Regions from separate parts of the Homo sapiens genome. Here region 1 is linked to region 2. A link is a loop called in an ENCODE intact Hi-C map of the cell type or tissue named here. Cell type or tissue: MCF 10A. All regions are shown on one strand. Links, peaks and the distances in the headings refer to the core of each region. The heading gives the core; the rest is flanking DNA. Region 1 overlaps SLC6A20 (solute carrier family 6 member 20). Region 2 holds the start of LARS2-AS1 (LARS2 antisense RNA 1).

Region 1 (9,050 bases), core at 553-8,552, 250 kb after region 2:
CTTTACAGGTGTCGGGCTGGGGGACAGTCAGGTCTTTCCCTTCCCATGAGGCCATATCTCAGGCTGTCTCAGTGGGGGGGAAACCTTGGACAATACCCAGGCTTTCTTGGGCAGAGGTCCCTGCAGCTTTCTGCTGTGCATTGTGTCCCTGGTTAATCGAGAATGGAGAATGGCGATGACTTCTACCAAGCATACAGCCTGCAAACATATTGTTAACAAGGCACATCCTGCACAGCCCTAAATCCATTAAACTTTGATTCATTACAGCGCATGTTTCTGTGAGCACAGAGTTGGGGCTAAAGTTATAGGCTAACAACATCTCAAAGCAGAAACAATTTTTCTTAGTACAGATCAAAATGGAGTTTCTTATGTCTTCCTTTTCTACACAGACACAGTAACAATCTGATCTTTCTTTTCCCCACATGGACTAATGCGATATCATAGATATGGTGTGTCTTCAGTTACAAGATGCTCTGTTTGAATTATATACATTTTAGAAAACTATGTACAGATGAATAATTTAAAATTAATTGTAAGTGGTATTTGTGGTCTTGATAGAGTTGGCCACGATGTCCAAATGTAATATTAAGCCTATGGGAAAGTCAGAGCCACTTTTTTTTTTTTTTTTTTTTGAGTCAGAGTCTTGCTCTGTCGCCCAGACTGGAGTGGAGTGGCATGATCTTGGCTCACAGCAACCGCCACCTCCTAGGTTCAAATGATTCTTGTGCCTCAGCAGCCAGAGTAGCTGGAATTACAGGCCTATGCCACCACTCCCAGCTAATTTTTTTGTATTTTTAGTAGAAATGGGGTTTCGCCATGTTGGCCAGGCTGGCCTCAAACTCCTGACCTCAAGTGATCCACCCACCTTGACCCCCAAGGTGCTAGGATTACAGGCGTGAGCCACCGTGCCCAGCTGAGATCCACTTTCATTCTCACCTCACAGTGGCTCCTGACTCCTTTTCCAATGCACCAAGACACACACCACGGAGGGATGTCTGCACAGACTTCTAATGTGGTTTGGGGTTGCAAACTGTAGTTGGGGCAATTTTTTGTAGAGAGGTCTGGTCCTGGACCCACCGTCAGAGACCTTAGAGAAAGGATCCCTTTGGGGGTCCCAGACAAAGATCTTCTTTCTTTATAACTTGTCATCCTAAGATTTAAAGGGTGGAAGGGGAACACAGAAATTGCATATTCACTACAACTCAAAAAAGAAGAGAATTAATTTTGCACCACTGACAAATAGGTCATCTTAGGCACTTCAAAACTCCTTAAATGGATCTAAAAATATTTGTCCTCTAATATTTTGGTGTCTCTTCAGCCAAAAACAAAAATTGCTTAAATTTGGTCCCATAAGAATTATAGTCATATTTCAGTTTGCAATGTGCCCTAATTCTAGGGCTTTCCTGGAATGAAGGATGCAGTTATCTTTGAGACCGGCTTTCATAGCCCACCCCCTTCCATGATGAGGAGGCAGGTGACAGGGAGGAACAGCCACCACGGGAGGGTGTGCGTTCTCCCAAGGGAGTTTTCTTCCTGCACACCTTCCTCATCTTCTTTAGACACTCAGGAAGTTGATGGGCTGAGCACTCCTGGCTTAAGCATTTGAAAAAGCAGCCGAGGAGTTTCCGCCTGTAAATAGTATCTGTAAAACCGTGAGCGGCTGGGAAGCCCACATCTCAGGCCACGGGGTCTGCGTCTCCCCTCTTGAGGCGACGCTGAACAAAAGTCCCCAGGGCCGCCAGGGGGATGCACATGGTGGAGGAGGCCACAAGCAGCCCGATGACAGCCAGTGCATAGGCCGGGTAATCTTTGGTCACGAGCTGGCCCTGAAAGGAGAGACTGAGTGTCAGCAGAGAGCACCTGCTGAGCACTGCCCCTGGGCCTCAGGGCCCATCCGTGATGGGGAGGTGATGTGACGTGGGCAGAGAGCATGTGGGGCCGGTGTCCTCACTCCTGGGGCCACGGGCTCTGCAATTCACTAGCAAATGTGCCAGGAGCCTAACTGCCCTCACCTTCTTTTTCTTCCATAAACTAGGAATAATAGTAACTACTTGAACCAGTGGGTGTAGAGCTATTGTTTGGAGCTACCCATAATGAATAACCATGGTAATAATCAAGCACCTTATGTCTAAGGCAACTTTCAGGGAACCTAAACTGTAGGCGACTACTCTTAGCCTGGAATGGGACTTTCCCGTGAAGGTAGCAACGTTCTCTGTCAGTGCTGTCTGCTGCGGTAGGCGCGGAGGAGAGCGCTGCTCAGGAGGCAGGAGCTGGCGCCTTTGCAGCGGGAGTTTTTCTCAGCTTCCGGGGGACAGGTGGATGGGGAAGCTCTGGAGGAGTGCCTTCCTCTCGCCCCACTGAAGCACATACCTAAAAGCTCAAAGCCCAGCTCCTCCGTGCTGGACTATTTCTAAAATACCTCAGTGATATTTCCATGTCGTGACAAATAACCTACCCACACCATGGAAATAGTCCCCTGGTTTCGGAAAATGAATGGCCCATGCTTTTCAGTGGCCATGGGGGCCCAGCGCCAGCCCTACGGAGACAGTAGATACCTGGGAGGCGTCCCAGGCTTGATACTTCAGGGTCCCCGTGAGGATGTAGTCGCTCAGGTAGAAGACAAAGAGGCTGACAATCAGCAGTGGGCTTACGCCAGCCCACATCACCTTCCAGTACCAGCTCACAGCTCGGCCGGTCATGGCCTTAAGGTCACTTTCAAATCTATTTGGAAAACAGGGAGAGAAAGTCTGGATTAACCAGGCTGCGGAGGTCAGGGCGTCCAGCTTGCCTGTCCCTATTCACAAAGGAACATTCTGTTCTAGGTGGTAAAGGATGTCTGAGCTTGGCCACTGGGCTCCTCTGTGACACCTTCTTGAGAGACGAGTGCTGCGGTGGGGAGGGGAGAAGGGCTGAGGCTGCCCAGAAGGGATGACGGAGCAAGCAACCCGCAGAGAGTGGACATCAGAAGACGCCTTCCTAATGCCAGCCTTCAGATGAAGGCTGCTGGCATAGCCCAGAGGGCAGCCTCCAGGAATGGTGGGCACAGGCAGCAGGGGATGGACATTTGTCAGGCTGGTCATCAATGACAGGGACTTCTTGGGCGGCTTTGCCCACCCCCCTACCCAGCCCGCCCCTGTCAATCAGTGACTCCCTTTCCCAGTAGAAACACCACGGAGCAGAATCACTTGGTCCATTGAAACCAGAGCAGGTTTTCTGGGACAGAGGAAGAGCCAACCTCGGACTGAAGGACCGTAGCCCTGGCCTGCTGGAGCTGGTCTAGAGTGGCCAGGGCAGTGAGTCCCAAAGGCGTTGCCCACAGCCACCATCACCACCTCCATCATGCCTGTAGCTCTCTTTTCCCTCTTCTTTACTTTTAAACCTACGGTTAGCAGCAGCACAACAGCAGCCAGTTTCTCATCGACTTGACAAACTAAGTACGTGTGTTTTTGAATACACGTACACAGTATAAAAAGTATCTTTGGCATTTTGGGAGATGTTGGCCCAACGAAACTCCCCATTTCACACAGGAGGAACCAAGGCCCAGGGCTGCGATGCCTTCTTCCTTAGGGCTTGGTAAAGACCAGGCCCAGAACCTGGGTTGGCCTCCTGCCTCCAGCCCAGAGCCTTTAAACCTGCTCCCTACAGCGGAAGAGGCAGCCTTGGCGGGAGGGGCTGGGGTGGTGTGGGTGTGACGTCACCAGCTGCAGCCACAGCCCCTCCCTCCCTGGGACCTGCTGCATGTCCTGGGTGTCCATGCGAGGCTGTGTGGCGACCACCACCTGCCCTTTGCTGCTGCTGACGTAGTTGGACTCTAGGCTGCAGGCCATGAAGGCTCATGTATGTGACACGAAAACCTGGGGCTTTCAAAATCAGACAGGTGAAAAAGTGTTGGGGGTCCTCTTGTCCCTTCACACCCCCATAACCCCCCCCCCTTTCCTGGATGGAGAAAGTTGGGAAGAGCTGGCTGCAGAAAAGCCCCAGGACACTGTTGCTGGGTGGTCACTAGATGGCGGTGTCACCTGAGCAAGCCGAAGCACTCCCCTCCTGCCACTTACATGGTCAGTCCACCTACGACATCTCCAAGGCACGTTTGTTTCTGCCTCTGTCTCCCTTCACCAGCCCCTTTTTGATGGACTTGTGCCCCTCACCCATCTAGTGACCTCCAGCGGGCCCTAGGTTCTGTTCCTCTCTCCCAACCTTCTCTTTTTATCCTGAAACACTCACCCTCTCAGTGACCAATCTCTTTCTCCCTCTAGACTGGCATTTCCTAGGTGACCAGGGATTTTCCCAATTTTAGTACTGAAAGTTCCACGTCCCAGAAAACCCCTCAATCCTGGGGAAACAGGGAGAGTTGGTCCCCTTAACACTAGTGTCCTCAAAATGTTAGTAGCTAAGGGTGGGAGTCGGGTGAGAGGAGGGTGAAAAGGCATTCCTTGACCAAGTAAGTCTGGAAATGCTGCAATTCTAACCCTCTCTTTGGGATCCACAACTGTCTTTAAGATTCTGAGAAGTCCTACGGGAAAGACATCAATTTGGCTTTGTTTAACTTATGTCCTGATGGATCATGGGAGATCCCTCAGCATGGCACGGGACCCTGGCCTTTCCGGGGACACAGCAGGGATTGCTGCTTCAGGGATGCCTGCCTCCCAGAGTGTTGTCAATGTCTCCCTCCCCACCCTGAACCAGCACAGAGGATCAAAAAGACTGGGGAAGAGGGCAGAAAACAACGTGGCACAGCCTCCTCGCCCAAACCGCACCCACTAGAGCAGCGCTGCCCAAACTGTGATGTGCCTCAGGCCCCCTGGACATAGTGTGAAGATACAGGATCTGATTCAGCAGGATGGGGTGGGCCCGAGCTTCTGCAGTCCCAACGAGCGCCTTGTTGCTGCTGCTCCCGCTCTAGGGACCACACTTGAGGTAGCAAAGCTCTCTAGGCCAGTGGTTCTCAAAGTGTGGGTGCCAGACTCATCTGGGAACCTGCTAGAAATGTGAATTCTTGGCCCTCCCCTGGCCTGCCTGATCAGAACCCTGGGGGTGAGTCTCACAGCTGTGTTTGACCAGCCCAAGGGACTCTGAGGCACACTCGAGTTTGAAGGTTGCTCTAGACCAGTGGCTCTTGCCCCAGCTGCACATTCCATCACCTGGGGAGAACTAAAACATTCCAGTCCCGTGCTGTGCACTGGGATTGAGAACCTCACTGACTAAATTTTGAATCTGCCAAATTTTCTAAGGTCTAAGTTATCAACTGGACTTTGGTCAGGGTTCTTGGAAAATACTGATGTTGGCCGATGATCAGAGCATCCAGTGCCTGGAGGCACAATTCCCTGCCCCAGTAAGCTGTGGGGGTCCAGCAGGGTCAACCCTAAAACAGCCTATGATACAAAGCAAAAGTACAGGGAATAGAGAAAAAGATATTCACTGAAGCAAACTGAGCATGGAATAGAGGCAGAGCATAAGCTGAGATCTGCGGGCAAAGAACAAACGTTGAGTCATGATGCGAAGCTTAAAGAAGAGGTGAAGATGTGCATCAAGAAACAGCTGTTTTCCTTGAGGGGCGTGGCCTCTGTGGCTGTGTTTTCCCTATGCAAATGAGGGTCCTGGGCCTCCTCACCTCCTCAGCCCGTACACGTAGCACACGGCAATCGTCTCCACCAGCACGATGAGCAGCAGGGACAGTGTGGCCGCGTAGTCGTTGAATATGTCAAACCAGTAGTTCCCAGCCTCCATCGTGAACACCATGCCAATGGCACAGTTGACAAGGCACACCAGACCTGGGGGCCACAAGACCAGCTGCTCACCTGCCCGAGACCCCCCCACTACTGCTTACCAGTTCTCTACAGGACAGTGGGGTCGTCGGCCCTCAGGGAATTTTGGCTGATTGCTTCATCCACATGGGTTGAAAGAGCTGTCATGGTTTGGACTCTCTGAAGGTGTGTGCCACGTGTGTGGGGCAGGGGGCACAATGGTGTCCCGAAGCGTGTTGGCAGGGGTCACTGATGTTGACTCACTGAGCTGCCCTGCAGGGGTGGCAGAGCTTAAAGCTCAATGAACAAGCAGACGTAGTGGGCACTGTCATTCCAGGATCCCGCCCAGGCTGTGGGTCTACAATTATAACCCCCGCTGTTTATCCCAACAACTCAGCCCTGGAGCTCATGAGAAATGAATCAGGGGAGGAGGCTTGAATATGGAGTGGCCCCATCAGGACTTCCTAGAGAGGACTTGCCTCCACCCAGAAGAGGGTGGGGCAGGGAAGAGACAAATGTCCACCCAGATCCTCCCTTGTGCCAGGCACTTGCAATGCGTTGGACCCTTAGGCCTCTGAGGCAGGTGTCCGGAGCCCCCTTTCACAGATGGGAAGGCAAGGCTCAGAGATGTCTAAGGCTCCCCCGACATCCCATAGCACATCCATGGCAGAGTGAGGATTCAGACCCAGGCCCTTTAGCCTCCAGAACCTGGGCCTTCATCCCAGGCCCCTCCAGCTGCCTTCCCTGGGGACCCCATGCATGTCTGAGTCTAGAGCCCACACCTGCCCTTTCCACTAGCACACCGTACACTGCCAGCTACCGAGCCCTCCTGCTATCCCGACGGGGACACACAAGGAGAAAGGGGCCATGCGCTGGCTGAAGGCTATGGGCACACCTAGTGTTGGCTACAAAGACCAGGCCTGAGGAGGGGGTCTAAGTGCTGCAGCACTCTGAAGAGGTGGGGGCAACTCCAACTGGAGTGGTCGGGGCTTGAAGGAGATGGCCTGGGAGCTGGGTTTGATTCATCCTGCATGTCAAGGAATGGTGTTTTCAGAGACGGAGTAGTGTAGGCCACAGGGTCCTTGAGGCACTGCCTGATTGGAGTGGAGCAGATGGGCCAGGGAGTGAAACCATGAGAGATGTAATTGGAAAAGCCAGCTCATTTCCTAAGATCTGAAATGTCCATCAACAGCAGAATGGATAAAGAAACTGTGGTATGTCACCTTACAATGGATTATTGTATAGGCACAAAAAGGGGCAGACGATCGCTGCTCGAAACAACATGAGTGGATCTCACAGGTAGATTCTGAGTGAAGACAATAGACGTAGAGTGTGTACAATAGGACTTCGTTCATATGAAATTCAGGAACAGGAAGGCCAGGCGCAATGACTCATGCCTGTAATCCCAGTATTTTGGGAGGCCAAGGCAGGCAGATCACTTGAGGTCAGGAGTTTGAGACCAGCCTGGCCAACACGGGGAAACCCCATCTTTACTAAAATACAAAAATTAGCCAGGCATCATGGTGTGCACCTATAATCCCAGCTACTCAGGAGGATGAGGCACGAGAATAGCTTGAGCCTGGGAGGTGGAGGTTGCAGTGAGCCAAGATCGCACCATTGCACTCCAGCCTGGGTGACAGAGTGAGACTGTTTCTTTAAAAACAAAAAAAAAAAAAAAAGGAAAAAAACCCCTAAAATGTAGAAGTCAGAAATAGAGGTGAACTCCAGGGGTGCATACTGCCTGGGAAGGGGTGTGAAGGAACTGTCTAGGGTGTGGAAAATGTTCTGTATCTTGACCTAGGTGGTGGTTCCTTGGGTGGATACATATGTAAAATCCACTGAGTTTGTACTTAAGAAATGTACACTTTATAATGGTCATACTTCAGGCCAGGTGTGGTGGCTCACACCTGTAATCCCAGCACTTTCGGAGGCTGAGATGGGCGAATCACCTGGGGTCAGGAGTTCGAGACCAGCCTGGCCAACATGGTGAAACCCCTTCTCTACTAAAAATACAAAAATTAGCCAGGTGTCATGGCGTGCACCTGTAATCCCAGCTACTCGGGAGGGTGAGGCAGGAGAATCACTTGAACCTGGGAGATGGAGGTTGCAGTGAGCCAAGATCACGCCACTGAACTCCAGCCTGGGCAACAGAGCGAGACTCCGTCTGAAATATATATAATATACTTCAATGAAAATGAACAGAAACAAAATCGAGTTCTCTCCTAGCCTGGAGAACTTTGAATGTCAGGTTGGGGAGTTGGGTTGGGGTGGCCACTTCACTTCCCTGTGATGTGGAGAATGGAACGCACAGGGTGAATCACATGGCCCAGGTCCCAGGTTGTGAGAAGACATGGCAGGACCGTGGTGAGGTGGCTGCAACCCCCTGTAGCCACCTGAACCAGCCCATGACCCCTGAGGGAGCTCTCCCCTGTTCACCCCCACGCCTTGGCCCTCCTGACCCCTGCCTCCTCCACTGGCTGGCCCCGCTGACCTGAGATGGCCTCCTTGGGCAGGTGGCTGGAGATGATCTTGCTGTCTGTCAGAGGGGTGAGGATGGCCGCTGTGTTCCCCAGCATGCTCCCAATGCCCAGCATCAGCAGCATGAAGAAGTAGAGCACCGACCACAGCTGGGACACCTCCATGTTTTTAATGGCCTCTGTGTAGACGATGAATGCCAGGCCAGTGCCCTGGACGGCCTGCCCAGGGTGAGAAGACACCAGTTACATGCAAGAGGGACTTATAGTCTTATTCACGCACTCAGTACTAAGCAACATGGGGGACCTTGGAAGTGGCCATGAGAAGCCACATTGTGAGGTTGGAGCTTCCATCTGCAGATCAACCCCTTACACTCAGCTGGGCTGAAACGAAATGGGAGCTGCCAGGAGCTCATATATGCAAAGCACGTGAGAACTTGTAGCCAGCCTGCAACACTGAGTTCCCCTCTCCTGCCCCAACTTACGTACATTCTGGATGAAAGATAATAAAACAATGGATAATTTCTGCTTCTAATGTGATGACCGACTAGGTGTCCTGAAACCTCCGTGGCTGGGACCTGAGGAGGGAGGGCGGGGCCAGGGCAGCAGGAAGCAGAATTGTAGGGAGACAGCTTGGTCAGCAGGCAACCAGGAGGGGCAGGTGCTCAGCGGTCACGTCCCTGTGCTGGTAACTCTGTTGCGGAAATGTTAAACTATGGAAATTGAGGCTGGAACTCCTGCTTAAAGACAAATCCCCTAAGGGGCTCAAAAGGGATAATAGGTTGTGCGTACTCTCTGGCTACCCACAGAAGAAGCAAAAACAAGCCCTCCC
Region 2 (9,050 bases), core at 750-8,749:
CAGAATTTTTGAGAGCCTCCAAACAACTTTATCAAGCTGGGCTGGGAGGAAAAATTGAGACCTGTCAACCACATGTGTATTTCTGAAATCTGTATAAATCAGGATTTCCTAGTCTAGTTCTGTATTCCTTTTGATTAGCATTGTAATTTCAGGAGGCTATTTGAGATGATAGTACAGCTATTCCATTTTAGTTTAACATTTCTGAGCCCCTCAGCCCTTGTCTCAAGTAGCAGCTGTGAAACAGGAATCCAAAGACCTCTGTCCATGTTCAGTGGTGCCCCTGATTAGCTGTGTGGACAAGAAGCTGAACTCCTTTGGGTCTCAGTGGCCTCATATGTTAGGAACTCAGTTATCTCTGAGCACTCTTTTCACTCTGATTCTAATTTCTTCAAATACAGACAGCAAAGGTTTATGTATATCTAATCATCTTTCCTGTTTTGTAAGAGTTGTGGACATTTTTTTTCATCACCTGCACAGTTAGGCTTGCAGTTTGTACTTTAAGGTCTCCTTACCTTACGTAAGAGGCTGGCCTCCAAGTTAAGTGTGCCACCACACAGGACAGCAGGTGCCTTAGTTGTGTGATCTGAAATACCAAGTTAATGATTAACCGGGAATTAATGTAAGCAGGAAACCCACAAAAGAAGATATCCAAATGATTAATAAACATTTTATCACACTATAAAATAATAAACATCTTACACTGTAAAATGTTTCCGTCCCAGCACGATGGCTCACACCTGTAATCCCAACACTTTGGGATTGCAAGACAGGAAGATCATTTGAGTGCAGGGGTTCGAGACCAGCCTGGGCAACACAGCAAGACCCCATTTCTATGATTTTAAAAAAAAAAATTTCCCTCACTGGCAAATATAAATTATTCAGCAGTGAGATGCCATCTTCCATGTAGTAAGGAAGCTAGCATAAGAGCAGCTCTCATATATTGCAGGAAGTAGCTTGGAACAATCTTTCTGAAAAGCAGTTTGGCAATACATAGTGAGAGCCTTAAAACTATTCATTTTTGGGTGCACTAATTGCACTGCTAAAAATCTATCCTAAGGAAATAATCAGAAATGCAAACTTATGCACCAAGATGTTCATGTAAGTGTTATTTCAAGTAGCTAAAAATTTGGATACAATCTAAATGCCCCAAAATGCTGAGACAGGGTAAATAAAGTATAATCCATCTACGTGGAGCACACTTATACAACACTTTCAATTAAATTACAAAGAATGTTTAATAACATGGAGAAATTCATCTGAAGTAATGAGAAATAGAAAAAGCAAGATACAGCTTGGTTATCTTTGTCTTTATATATACAAGCACATATATACACATACTCAAAGCAAGAGAAAAGACTTGAAAAACTCATGCCAACATGTTAACACTAGCTATCTCTGGGTGGTGAGCCCAATATACTTCTGATTTTTTCCAGATTTTTTACAATGATTGTGTAACTTTATCATTTACAGTATGGTATATATTCCAAAGAAGGAAAATATGCTGAGCCTCCTGCTGTGGTTGTGGGTGTGGGGTAGGATCAGCTTTCAGCTTCCCTCCTTCCGGTGGTTAGCACCAGGTTGAAAGAGAGGGGGCACATTAGAGCGTGGGAACATGTCATGGCCCATCTTCACTGAATGAGATCAGGAAGCCTTTTCTCTCCCTTTGTGGGAGACCGCTGTAAACATGGAATCTTGTCACTTTTTGTTGTAGCTCTGTAATGCAACTTAGACACTAAATTCCCCAAACTGAATTTCTCCCTTCAGTTTGGAATCAACAGAAAGTGGTGGCTGTCAGAAGCAAGCAGCTGCTCAGGGAGCTCCCATGAGAAGGGCAGGCCGCCTGCTGACCGTGGAGAGCACAGCAAGCCCCTATCCACAGAGCTTTCTTCTCTGTTACTCTGATCATGCCAGAAACGGGGCTACTGGGAAAAGGAACAGGAAGGGAAGAGAAGCTTTACTTGGGTCCTGCTGTATTAGTAAACCCTCCTTCTGCGCCACTAACTGGCTGCTAGGAAATGGGAATGGTGATATTTCAAGAATGAGCCATGGCTAATACTTAGAAACTAGGCTAATTATGTGACATGATGGCCCTGGGCACAGAACAAGGAAGAAGAGGAAGGTAAACTTAGTCTGATTTAATGAAAAGTCCAATTTGGAGACCATTTTCAGAGATCTATGGCCTTCAAAGATCTGCAGCCTGGCAGGCCACTCTCGCACCAGGTCAGGGGAGTGGGCAGCAGGCTCTCTGGGGCTTCATGAATAGGTAAATGTCATCTGCAGCAAGAAGGTGGGGCTCTGATACATCCTGATATTCTTTGCTCATACTGTAATTAGCACATTCCTTGTATATAGTGATTTTTTTAAGAGCACTTAACATGGCCAATCAATCAATGTTCTGAATTTCCTTGTTTATCCTAATAATTAGCAACTCCCTTCCTTCCCTCCCTTCCTCCCTCTCCTCCCTCCCTACCTTTCCTCCCCTCTTTCCCTGCCTCCCTCCCTTCCTTCTTTCCTTCTTCCAAGTGGGACAAATGTGGCCTTCAATGCCCAGCAGCTATCAGTTGTTGCAATTTCTGAGTTAGTGCAGTCTAAACTAATGAAGAAATTGTGAAGATCTCCCCCCAGTTTTCATCACTGTGCTTACATATAGCTGTGCTTCAGTGCAAGCAAGCATGATCTACCTCCAGGGATGTACCGAAGGAGTAGGAAGAAAGCTGACTCAGAAATCCAGGGCCTTCTTCAAGGCAGAGGCCCTGCCTAATACTCCCGCGTTTGATGGTCCCTGAGTCAGAACGGTTTGTTAGTGGTTTAGAGTTGCAGATTTTCCACTCACTTATAAAGGCCCCTGCTGTGCACAGTCACTATGATGAATGAATAACTCAGTTGCATACGCAAGTCTGTTCCCAAGTACCATCTGTTGAGTGAATGAATGAGTGAACAAAAGGGAAACACATTACCCCAATTGTGAATCTGAATAATGAACTTGGCAATGTGATGTGATCTCTGCTCCAGCAGGCCTGGGTTCCAAGTCCAGCAGGGCCCTTGATGTCCTTTGTCCTTCATTCCTGTGCACCTTGCGCCTCCAAATCACATTTGGTACGTCTTTCTTGTAGTGCTGATGGTTATTTATGAGCATGTCCTGGGCTGCCTGTTCTTATTGTAAGCTCTCCAATTAATTGCCTAGTGCTGTGTACCCAATTATCATGTAAATACATGTTGAATGAATAAACAAGTGTGACTCATTCAGAGCTAAACTACGCATGAGAGTAGACATGGCCAGCTTCAGCCAAGAGTGAAAACCAGATTCCCAACTCCCTATAGCCCATTCCCTGGCTCCCTGGAAAAGTGGAGGGAAAACACTTGGGAATGAGCAGGATTCTAGGAGCTGGGAAGCGCCCCTTTCCCCACTGGGAAATTCCATGTGAGCACTCATCGGGGCATTCCCCTGCTCTCATTCTCTTGCTTCAGCTGCTTGGGATCTTTCAATGCACCCCTCCCTGCAAAAAGATGGTGGCACTAGCTGGAAAGTATAGCATCCAGTGCCCCACTTCACTCATTTCTTTCTTCCCTCCTCTCTTGCCTCCACTTTGTCCTACTCACATTATCCCCCACCCCTGCTGCTGGTAGGTTTATTCATCCACTGAAACAAGCTTGATTGAGTTCAAGGCAATTAACATTACTGAGCATCTGTTAGGAACTGGAGACTGAGAGTGGCCTTTAAGGATTTTCAAGGCCAGGAGCAGTGGCTCATGCCTGTAATCCCAGCATTTTGGGAGGCCGAGGCAGGAGGATTGCTTGAGCTCAGGAGTTCAAGACCAGCCTGGGCAACATAGTGAGACTTCATCTCTACCAAAAATACAAAAAATTAGCTGGGTGTGGTAGTGCGCGCCTGTGGTCCCAGCTGCTTGCAGGGGTAAGGTGGGAATATCACTTGAGCCCAGGAGACTGAGGCTGCAGTGAGCTGTGATTGTGCCACTGCACCCCAGCCTGGGTGACAGAACAAGACCCTGTCTCAAAAAAAAATCATCCTCCTACTCCTCACAGGAGAAAGACAGGCAAGCAGCTTACCTAAATACACAATAAAATGTAATAGCTGCTAGATACAATTACAGGCACTACACAGGATGCATCAGGAAGGAAAAAACAACTAATTCTAATTCTGACCAGGAGATACCTTCTCAGTGGAGATGGCATTTGAGTTGAGCCAGGAAGGAGGACTAGAGTTTTGATAACAGTTTGGGAAATGGCGTGAGTAAAGACGTGGAAGCACATGCAGGCAACATTTGAAAGAGCAGAGGGAGTGGCAGGGGACAGGGAGAAGTCCTGGATGGCTATGCGGAGGAATTTGGACTTGATTGGGAGGAGGAGCTCTTCAAATATGACTGCACTCTTTCTTTTCCTCCCTCACAGCTCTGAGAGTTGTCAGGCATTGGTTTGGTTCAGTGATCGTAAACAGGCTGGCTCCCCAAGGGCAGAGATTGCTTTGCCCAACATTATATCCCCAGTGCCTAGCTCAGTGCCAGGCACATAGCAAGCACTCAAGAAATACCAAAGAAATAAGTGATACATTTCACATAATAACTCTGTGCTTTCTGATTATATGGTACGAAGAAGAATTCAGAGACTCGTTCTGAGCACCAGGAGTGCTGCTGTCGATGAATGGTGTCTGGGTGGTTGTAGGCAAGGGCACTGGGGATAGTTGGCTAGGTTTTGCCATCCCTGCTCTAGATGATCCATCTGAGATGGCCCCTGCTGCACTGCAACCCTCAGAGAAGACAGTCCAGAAGAGCTTCAACTGTCAAGTTTCATTGTTGGAAGCTTTCAGACATTAGGATATATTCATGTAACTAGCAGGTCTTGGTGTGGGTGCACTGCTGAGGACCTGCCTGCCAGTTCTGGGGAAAGCCTCCCATGTGGACATCCCCTGAGAGCTCTCACTAAGAAATGGCTACAAGCGGGTTAGAAACAGGCAGATGAAATAATAGTGTTAGCAGTCAGGCTATAGGGGCCCATAGTGAGGAGACAGTGCCTAGAAGCGGATGGAAGGTTGATTTCACGTTCTGCTAATTGGGCTGAATGCCAGTTACACAAGTGTGTTTTATATTGTGAAGATTCATCATTATACCGCTAGGACTTACACTTTTCAATATGTGTGCTATACCTCAACAGTTTACCTTAAAAAAAAAAAAGTTATAAAAGACGAGGCAAAAGTTGCAGCCTTAGGCTGAACAGCTGGGGTTAGTCAGTTTTTCGCAGGTTGCAATTCTGTCCGTTCTCGGAAGGTGGCAGTGTTGTGCCACTTGATAAAATACAAGACCTAAGAATAGGATTCCTTGGATTCCCAGCCCCTTCTTGAGGCTTAATGCTGCTGATTTTTTTTTTTTTTTTTTTTTTTGGAGACAGAGTCTCGCTCTGTCTCCCAGGCTGGGGTGCAGTGGCGTGATCTCGGCCCACTGCAACCTCCGCTTCCTGGGCTCAAGCAACCCCTGCCTCAGCCTCCCAAGCAGCGGGGACTACAGGTGCGCGCCCCCACACCTGGCCAACTTTTTGTATTTTAGTAGAGACGGGGTTTCACCATGTTGCCCAGGCCAGTCTCAAACTTTGAGCTCAGGCAATCCACCTGCCTCGGCCTCCCAAAGCGCTAGGATTACAAGCGTGAGCCACCGCGCCTGGCCAATGCTGCTGATTTTGATCATCCTACCTATCTTTATCTTTGAATCCAGATCATTCTCTCCTAACTTTTGCCCTAAAAACACCTTTAAAAATTTACCTTGAGCAACCAAAGCCATGTACTGGTGATGTTTGTGGGGAACATCACTGGATCTCCAGGAAATGAGTGCTCCTACCTGATACCCTGAACACGAAATACTTAACGTGTGTTATCAGCAGATATCGCCATGAATCATTCTTTGAGTTTGGAATAGGTCTTGCTGAAATGCCTCAAAATTGAATCAGGCAGATTCTTAAGAATAAACAACTGCAAATTTGCAATAATTTCAGTATGAAGGTCAACCTGTTCTTATCCTCTTATGAGAAAAAGTTTATATGTCACTATTTACCCAGTAAGGGTATAACTAAAACTACTTTTTAAAACAGGTACTATAAATAAGTTATAATCAATTCATATTTCAGAACACTAGGTAACTTTTTAAAAAGTGAGATAGATCTATATGAACTGCCATGGAGAAATCCATTCATATCATTAAGTGAAATACCATAAAGTATACATAAGGTATAATCCCACTTATATAAATCCCCAAAAATCTATAAAAACCATATGTGGATAGGTACACATTTATGTATACAAAGGCATTGAAAAATGTCTCCAGACTTTTCCAGGGATATATACCAAACTATTAATAAGAACTGCCTCCTGAAAGGGACATAGGCCTAGAAAGGAGTGGTAGTGTTTGGATTTGAACAGAAGGTTTATAGTCATATATGACTTGTATGGTTTAAAACTTTTTTTAGGCCAGGTGGGGTGGCTCACACCTGTAATCCCAGTACTTTGGGGGGCCGAGGCAGGTGGATCACGCCCAGCCTGAATTTATTTTCTTATCACTTATTTCTAAGGAGCCATTTGTTTAAGCTGGGTTTATAAGTGGCCTTGGTCAGCCCGCCTGCTTTTATGAGGGGCAGCTACTTCTGCCCATCCGAGGGAAGGTCTGCGTTGCTGTTTTCTCAATGCCTCATGTCCCACTCCTCCTGTTTTCTTTTCCTGTCATCTTTCCTCAGGGAGCCTTTTCATAAGCTGCTGGCCCAAGGCCTTATCAAGGGGCAGACATTCCGCCTACCATCTGGACAGTATCTACAGAGAGAGGAAGTGGATCTCACAGGTAAGAATGGCCCATCTGGTCCCATCCAGGTACTCCCAGAGAGCCAAGGCCAGGCCTGAGAGCTACTGAGCAAGCAGGCATCTGCCTCTAGAGTGGGGAGGATGCAGGAGAGAGACCCGCTGGCTGTGAGGTCTCTAAGCCTCAGCTCCCTCTGGGCCTGCGCCCCCTGAAGCCTGGTCCTGGACTGGCCGTCTGCTCCTCTGCTGCAGCCCCCTTCAGCCAAAGTGCCACCTCAGCTTCTGGCAGGGTTTTCATTTGTATGTAACAGAGTCAACTCAGGCATGACCTCCTATCCCAGACCATCTTTGAAAGCCCACCTCAGGGATAGAGCCCCCAGGCCCAAGACACATTCTTCCAGAACTGGGGTACTCCCAGTGTTTCTCCCAACATGTTCTAGTGGCACATTTCAGAACCTTGGGGGGCAGCACTCGGTTTACTCGTAGCACCCCAGAGCAGCCCCCTCTTAGCATTTCCCAGTAAAACACCTCCCCCTGATTCCCCGAACTTCCCTCCTGTCCCAGCTCTCCCAAGCCTTTTCCTTCCACTCTGCATTTTCACCCTTTACCCTTTACATTTCACCCTTCATTTTCACCCTGAGGATCACAAGATCTTCAGGTGCCATGGTGAGGATGTATCACGTGCACCCAGCACACACGTGGAATATATGACATGTTAGAAAATGGGTAGGGGCAAGGTGTGGTAGCTCACGCCTGTAATCCCAGCACTTTGGGAGGCCAAGGCAGGTGGATCACCTGAGGTCAGGAGTTCAAGACCATCCTGGCCAACATGGTGAAACCCCGTCTCTACTAAAAATACAAAAATGAGCCAGGCGTGGAGGCATGCACCTGTAATCCCAGCTACTCAGGAGGCTGAGGCAGGAGAATCACTTGAACCCAGGAGGTGGAGGTTGCAGTGAGCCAAGATCATGCCACTGCACTCCAGCCTGGGCAACAGAGCAAGACTCTGTCTCAAAAAAAAAAAAGAAAGAAAGAAAACAGTTGGAGACATGCAGTATACATAGGGACAGCTGTGAGAAACCCCCAGCACTGTGACCATTACATTTAGAAAAACTAGTGCATAATGGATGAGATTAGGTCACACGACAACCCTGTAAATGGTAGGCAGCCTCTCCAGCCAAACATTAGAGACAGGGTTTAGGGAAGCAGTCGATGCAATTACCTCATCAAAGCAAAATATATCAAGGTTTATAACGGTCCGTGGGAGAAAAAGAAGCTGGAGAAGCAGAACTGGCAGTGTCTCTCCAGCATGGATGACAGAGGGAAAGAGCTAAATTCAGGTGCACATAGAATTCAGCCTCACAGTTAGTGAAGTGTTCTCTGTAACAGGCAAGGCTGCCCATGTATAGCTGTGCAGTTTGTGCGCTACACAAAAGAACCAAGCCAAGGCTGTGATTTCAGTAGGGCCTGAAATGCAGCCGTTTCTCAAGCCATACATTTCAGGGCAACATCTGCCAAACGAGGGTGACTTTTTCTAACTTCTCAACTTTTCTGCCCAGAAAGATACATTTTTTCCTAATTTGCATAACAGTGTTTTAAGGTCTAGACACAGCCTGGGGCAGGGTAAAGGGGCCAGTGGTTCCCTGAGTCTCACCACAGCGTGGATAAACATCTAGGACTTCAGTCTCCCCTTCTCTGCTGTCATGGGGTCAGGCAGTATTGTGAACATCTTTTCCCTTCCCACGTAGTCTTGCCTACTGGGTGAGAATACTTTGATCAGCAAGGGCAGGTTTCTGTCTCCTTCATGGATGTAACTCTCATGAAGTATGGAGTTGGCTTTTAGGTCTGTACATCGGTCCCCTGTTAGCTTGGTTGCTGTTGGAATCAGAGATTATTTGGCTGGAAGGAAAAGAAATCCACCCAAACCCAGTTGCAGAAAATAGAGCTAGGCCCCACTGCTCATAGGAAGTCACCAGCCACTCCTTTTTTCTTCTCTCTTTCTCAGCTCTCTCGTTCTTAGTTCTTCTTCCTGCTTCTCTCTGTTCTTCTGCCCTGTTCTCCTTCATCTGCCAGACTTGGATTCTCCTCTCCCCAATTTCAATTTACCAAGTGACCTTGGGTAGCTGCAGTGGCAAGTCTTGCCCCATCTCCTTAGGACCTGATGGTCCCAGTGCTCAGCAACATGGAAACTGAGTTTCTGTATCTCTTAGCTCCAATTTGTGAGATAGAGGCTTAGCCTTGCCAGGTGCTCTTACTA

What was found. Hi-C counts contacts between places; a loop is a spot of excess contacts. Peaks named below come from ENCODE experiments on the same cell type or tissue, not always from the same donor. Only the 100,000 strongest peaks of a DNase experiment are listed, where the experiment ranks them.
Region 1: a loop joins it to region 2, with 14 times the contacts of the local background. A loop is called at or near these places in 3 of 110 quality-filtered maps.

The regions. Positions count from the first base shown.
Region 1 is chr3:45,757,302-45,766,351 of GRCh38, forward strand. It overlaps SLC6A20 (solute carrier family 6 member 20), which reads right to left. Exons shown (of 11, transcript NM_020208.4): 8 at 8,236-8,440; 9 at 5,612-5,771; 10 at 2,556-2,721; 11 at 1-1,826. The coding sequence ends at 1,677. Among named protein-coding and RNA genes, the nearest start is that of SLC6A20, 35 kb to the right of the region's middle. In MCF 10A, for the core only: a CTCF peak has its summit at 3,999 (motif pointing right); a DNase peak (open chromatin) is centred at 4,030.
Region 2 is chr3:45,506,400-45,515,449 of GRCh38, forward strand. It overlaps LARS2 (leucyl-tRNA synthetase 2, mitochondrial), which reads left to right. Exons shown (of 22, transcript NM_015340.4): 16 at 6,736-6,836. LARS2-AS1 (LARS2 antisense RNA 1) reads right to left here and starts at 3,146. Exons shown (of 4, transcript NR_048543.1): 1 at 2,958-3,146; 2 at 513-583. RefSeq lists an enhancer at 1,525-2,391 and a silencer at 3,218-3,512. In MCF 10A, for the core only: a CTCF peak has its summit at 5,291; a DNase peak (open chromatin) is centred at 5,292.